2 separate regions of the Homo sapiens genome follow, and region 2 is linked to region 1. Evidence: read pairs that join two places in POLR2A ChIA-PET (ENCODE). Cell type or tissue: GM12878. All regions are shown on one strand. Each heading gives the region's core, and the rest is flanking DNA. Links, peaks and the distances in the headings are about the cores only.

What was found. Peaks named below come from ENCODE experiments on the same cell type or tissue, not always from the same donor. Only the 100,000 strongest peaks of a DNase experiment are listed, where the experiment ranks them.
Region 2: POLR2A ChIA-PET joins it to region 1 with 6 read pairs; 20 of 35 experiments call an interaction of 5 or more read pairs at or near these places.

What each region holds. Positions count from the first base shown.
Region 1 is chr17:46,139,568-46,142,368 of GRCh38, reverse strand. The region is part of intron 2 of KANSL1 (KAT8 regulatory NSL complex subunit 1); the gene reads left to right. Among named protein-coding and RNA genes, the nearest start is that of KANSL1, 52 kb to the left of the region's middle. In GM12878, for the core only: no CTCF peak of the experiment used is centred there; no DNase peak of the experiment used is centred there; H3K4me3 peaks cover 1,210 bases; H3K27ac peaks cover 1,338 bases.
Region 2 is chr17:46,207,747-46,210,547 of GRCh38, reverse strand. It overlaps a transcript of KANSL1 not described here. Among named protein-coding and RNA genes, the nearest start is that of KANSL1-AS1, 16 kb to the right of the region's middle. In GM12878, for the core only: no CTCF peak of the experiment used is centred there; no DNase peak of the experiment used is centred there.

The DNA.
Region 1 (2,801 bases), core at 289-2,788:
TGCTGTGATTACAGGCATGAGCCACTGTGCCAGGCTGTTGTAATGTTTTTATGATTCTTTGAAGCAGAGATATTTATCCTTTGGTAAAAATATTGGAGTCAAACTTGGATAAGTTAGAAATTATAAATTGTTTAAATTTTTGTCTGTTGATCTTTTGCCTTTAGCTTTCTTTCTCAACCTAAAATAGTAGAAATTCTTCATCCTTCCAGACACTAATAGGAGAATTTTAAATTTCCTTGTACATGTTTTTATTTTTGGAAACTACCCTTTTACCAATATAGTGAAACCTTGGCTCTACTAAAATACAAAAAAATTAGCCAGGTGTGATGGCACACACCTGTAATCCCAGCTGCTCGGGAGGCTGAGGCTGGAGAATCGCTTGAACCTGGTAGGTGGAGGTTGCAGTGAGCCAAGGTCATGCCACTGCACTCCAGCCTGGGCACGCAGAGTGAGACTTGTCTGAAAAAAAGAGAAATAAAGAAAGAAACTACCCTTTTAATTCATCAGAGCGTTTTTTGTTTCATAATACAAGGAAGTAAGTCCTCTCTAACCCTCTTTCCGAAAAAGCTGACTAGTATCTCAAAACCACTTAATTTTGTATTACTTTCTTTGGGACTTTGGAAGTTGCATAAGACATACAGGTTAACTTGTAAAGAATATCTTTCCAGAATATGGGTTGCCAAATTTTTACTAGATTCATTTAGGGTATTTTTTGTGAGGATACTGTATTCTTGGGCATTTTGTTCTTTTTAATTCCTTTTATGAGTATACACTCTCTGATTGTCTTTTCTTATTTCGCACCCAGATTTTCTGCAGTAGCTCAGTGGAATATTTTGAGCTTAGTGTAAGATAGACCGTTTGTAAATAAATGTAAAGTATTGCATAGAAGAATTTATTTGTCTTAGACCCTTAAGCAGCCCCTATGCTCCCCCAGTGAAGTTGATTTAGATGTGTAGACAACCTTGAGGAAAGAGAAGGGCTCTTCAGCTGCTCTCCTGTCTCCAAGTTTATCTAAATCTAGGGTTCTGTGAAATGATTTAGTCTTCAGTGTGGATTTTGCTCTGTGGGATAGCCTCTGAGTGTAAATGCTTCCTGTCCTGAGACCTACTGGGTTTAATGCATTTGCTTCACCTTGTTGTGTACACTCACAGGTGGGAATATAAAAGGATTTTCAGTTCAAAGAACCAGATAAACAATTTTCAATTTAAAATGTTTAGTTCTTACATAACTTAGTTTTGTAAAGAGAAATACAAGTACTTTAGTTAATTGTTGAGTACATTGTCTTTTTTTTTTTTTAAACAAACAGGATCAATCACTGTTCTGGGAATGCTTTATCTGAATTTCTGATCCTTTATGCATCCTCAGCATTTAACACATAAAGTAGCCCTGTGTATAACTTTTTGAGGAACTGCCTGTTTTCCATTTTATATTACCATTTTGTATTACCATGAGCGATATTTGTGGGTTCCATTCTCTCCACATTCTTGCCAATGCTTCTAATTGTCTTTTTAATTATAGCCATGCTAGTCAATGTGAAGTGGTATCTCATTGTGGTTTTGATTTTAATTTCTCTAATGGCTAATGATGCTGATAATCGTTTCAGGTGCTTAATTGGTCATTTGTATATCTTCTTTGGAGATCCTTTGCTCATTTCTAAAGTTATTTGGTTTTTAAAAATTGTTGAATTGTGTTTTTTGTATATATTCTGGAGACCAGTGTCTTGTCAAATAGATGATTTTCAGATATTTTCTTCCATTCTGTGGATTGTATTCTCATTTTCTTGATTATTATTTACAGAAGTTTTAAATTTTGATATAGTCCAATTTATGTTTTTTTTTTGTTTCTTTTGCTTTTTGTGTCACAGCATAAGAAATCATTGCCTAACCCAAGTTCATGAAGAATTTACTCCTATGCTTTTTTCCAGGAGTTTCAATGCTTACATTTAAGTAGGGCTTTGATCGACTTTAAGTTAGTTTTCTGTATGGTGTGAGGTAGGAATCCAATTTTATTTTGCCTGTGGATAGTGGATATTCAGTTGTCCTTGTACCATATTTATTGTAAAGACCTTTTTTTCCCCATCATGTGTTTTACAATGTAAATTTAGTTGTGGAAACTTATTTGCAGCTTAAAATTTTTTCCGGTTGTATAGATTACATATTTTTCTTCTTTATGCTACTCTTTATTTTCCAGATATCTGCAGTAAAATTTTGGCAACAAAAATATATATGTATGTATGTGTATGTGTATATGTGCACACCAGAGTGCTAACAGTGATTATTTCTGAGGGATGGGATGGGTTGGGATGGAGGAAGGGAAGGGATTACTTTCATTTATTTTTTAATACTTTGAAATTTTATTATGAGCTTTTTTGGTGTAGTAAAAAATAGAAAAAGTTTTTGTCTCTCTGGATTATGCTAATTTACTTGAATTATTGTGGTGGCCTGTAAACCAGGACCAAAAGTATTTTTAAAAATTTTTGCCTTTTCCCTTCCCTCTCTCCTTTTTCTTTTCTTTTCTTTCCCTTCATTCCTTCCTCTTTTTTTAAGGACAGTATATTCTGAGAATGCTTTCAGTTCGTGGAGGGTTAGTTTCCAAAGTCAGGGTGCTGTTGTAGGAGAGGGACGGAAACTAACAATCAGTTAGTGCCTATTTTTGGTATTATGCTTTTATGTACGTAATAATCCTTCACATTTTTACAGTTAGGCAACAGGAGTACTAGACATAATGATTGACTTCCCGAGGTCACAAGGCTTAGTAATTGGTTAAAACAAGAAGTAGAGTCAGGTTCATATCACTCCAAA
Region 2 (2,801 bases), core at 84-2,583, 68 kb before region 1:
TGTCCAGTCTACAGTAAATGTTCTCATCCTGTGGCCACTCAGGTCTTTTTTTTTTTTTTTTTTTTTTTTTTTTTTGAGACAGAGTCTCACTCTGTTGCCCAGGCTGGAGTGCAGTGGTGCGATCTCGGCTCACTACAACCTCCGCCTCCCGGGTTCAAGCGTTTCTCCTGCCTCAGCCTCCCGAGTAGCTATGACTACAGGTGCTCACCACCACACCCAGCTAATTTTTGTATTTTTAGTAGAGTTGGGGTTTCACCATGTTGGCTAGGATGGTCTCGATCTCCTGACCTCATGATCCACCCGCCTCAGCCTCCCAAAGTGCTGGGATTACAGGCATGAGCCACCGTCACCCAGCCACACATATTTATTTTCTCAGAGAATTTGGGTGAACTGGTGTGGTGTGATGTCCACTTTTAGAATCCATGTTGTCTTTTCCTCAGAAGGTTATTCATGCTGATATGTCTTCTGAGCCCATCTTTATTAGAGATTTGCTAGTTTGGGCAGTTTGAAGTTGCAGCCTACTTGAGTAGATGGAAGTTACTTTGATGACAGCATTTTTTTGTTCGTTTTGGTTCAGCACATACTTATTGAGTACCTAATATGTCAGAAGTTGAGCAAGGAAAATATTGATAAAGGAAAAGTGGATTCTATCCTCCTGGCATTTAGAGAAGGTCACTCATATGACCGTCAGCTAATATGTTCTGTCCTGCAGTTTAATAATTTATACTTAAATGCCTTTAAAACACAGAGAAGGGGCTGGTCGTGGTGGCTCACACCTGAAATCCCAGCACTTTGGGAGGCCGAGTTGGGTGAATCACTTGAGGTCAGGAGTTTGAGAACAGCCTGGGTAACATAGTGAAACCCTGTCTCTACTAAAAATACAAAAATCAGCCAAATGTGGTGGCACATGCCTGTAATCCCAGCTACTTGGGAGGCTGAGGTGGGAGAATGGCTTGAACCCGGGAGACAGAGGTTGCAGTGAGTCGAGATGGTGCCACTGCACTCCAGCCTGGGCAACAGAGTGAGACTCTGTCTCAAAAAAACAACAACAAAAAACCCATGGAGACTATTTTGGGTCTTCATGACTACCTGACATCTGACATATCAGTTTGAGGAATTTAGTATATTTAATGATGCATTTGATTCACTATTAGAGATTTGTATGCTTATTAAGAGTAATTTAGATAGCTTTTCCCCTCTACCTTCCCCAGTAAATATCGAAGCAAATAAGAATTATATAATATCAGCTGTCTTGCTTTTTATCAATCCCACTTATCAAGTGACCCATCCAGTTTTATTTGGCATCGAGCTTTTTATGTATTTAAACTGTCTCTTAGGTGACTTTGCATTTTCTTTTTTTTTTGAGATGGAGTTTTGCTCTTGTCACTCAGGCTGGAGTGCAATCGGCGCAATCTTGGCTCACTGCAACCTCCGACTCCCGGGTTCAAGCAATTCTCCTGCCTCAGCCTCCCAAGCAGCTGAGACTGCAGGCATGCGCCATCACGCCTGGCTAATTTCTGTAGTTTTTGGTTTTTTTTTAGTTGAGATAGGATTTCACCATGTTGGCCAGGCTGGTCTCGAACTCCTGACCTCAAATGATCCGCCCCACTCGGCCTCCCAAAGTGCTGGGATTACAGGCGTGAGCCACTGCGCCCGGGCTGCATCATTTTGTTGTAAGGTTTTTTTTTTTTTTTTGAGACGGAGTCTTGCTGTGTCGCCCAGGCTGGAGTGCAGTTGCAGGATCTCGGCTTCCTGCAACCTCCGCCTCCAGGTTCCTGCACCCTCTGTCTCCGGTGGGCTGAGCTGAGGTGGGACAGACTGACGCGGAGAGGAAGGGAAGCCACCTGGCCTGAAGATCCTGTCTCTAAGATCAGGTTCTGAGGTGCTGAATGTTAGGAGTACTACATATCTTTTTTTTTTTTTTTTTTTTTGAGACAGGGTCTCCCTCTGTCATCCAGGCTAGAGTGCAGTGGCACTTGGATCACTGCAACCTCCAGCCCCCTAAACCCCAGGCTCAAGCAATCCTCCCATCTCAGCTTCCCGGGTAGCTGGGACTACAGGTGTGCACTGCCACACCTGGCTATTTTTTTATATTTTTAGTAGAGCCGGGGTCTTGCCATGTTGCCCAGGCTGATATTGAATTCCTGAGCTCAAGCGATGCTGTGGCCTTGACCTTCCAAAGTGCTGGGATTACAGGCATGTGCCACTGTGCCCAGCCCCTTGGAGTACTATATATCTCTTTTGGGGAACAAAAGTCAGCCCAGAACAGGTGTATGTCATTTATCATGGGTACAAGACCCTCAACACCTACACATAGGAAATGAAAATTTTGGTGCAAATTGATAGCATGACTTGAAGAAGTAGATTATTTCTTTAGCATCTCGTGTATTTATCTTTAACAAGATTTTTGTTTTATCTTTGAAACTTTTTTTTTTTTTGAGACGGATTTTTGCCTTTCACCCAGGTTGGAGTGCAGTGGTGTGATCTTGGCTCACTGTAACCTCCGCCTCCTAGGTTCAAGTGATTCTCCTGCCTCAGCTTCCCCAGTAGCTGGTATTACAGGCGCCTACCATCACACCTGGCTAATTTTTGTCTTTTTAGTAGAGACGGGGTTTCACCATGTTGGCCAGGCTGGTCTCAAACTCTTGACATCAGGTGATCCACCCGCCTCAGCCTCCCAAAGTGCTGGGATTAAAGGCATGAGCCACTGTACCTGGCCTTTTTGTATTTTTTGTAGAGATGGGGTTTTACCATGTTGCCCAGGCTGGTCTCAAACTCCTGAGCTCAAGCAGTCCCCGCAC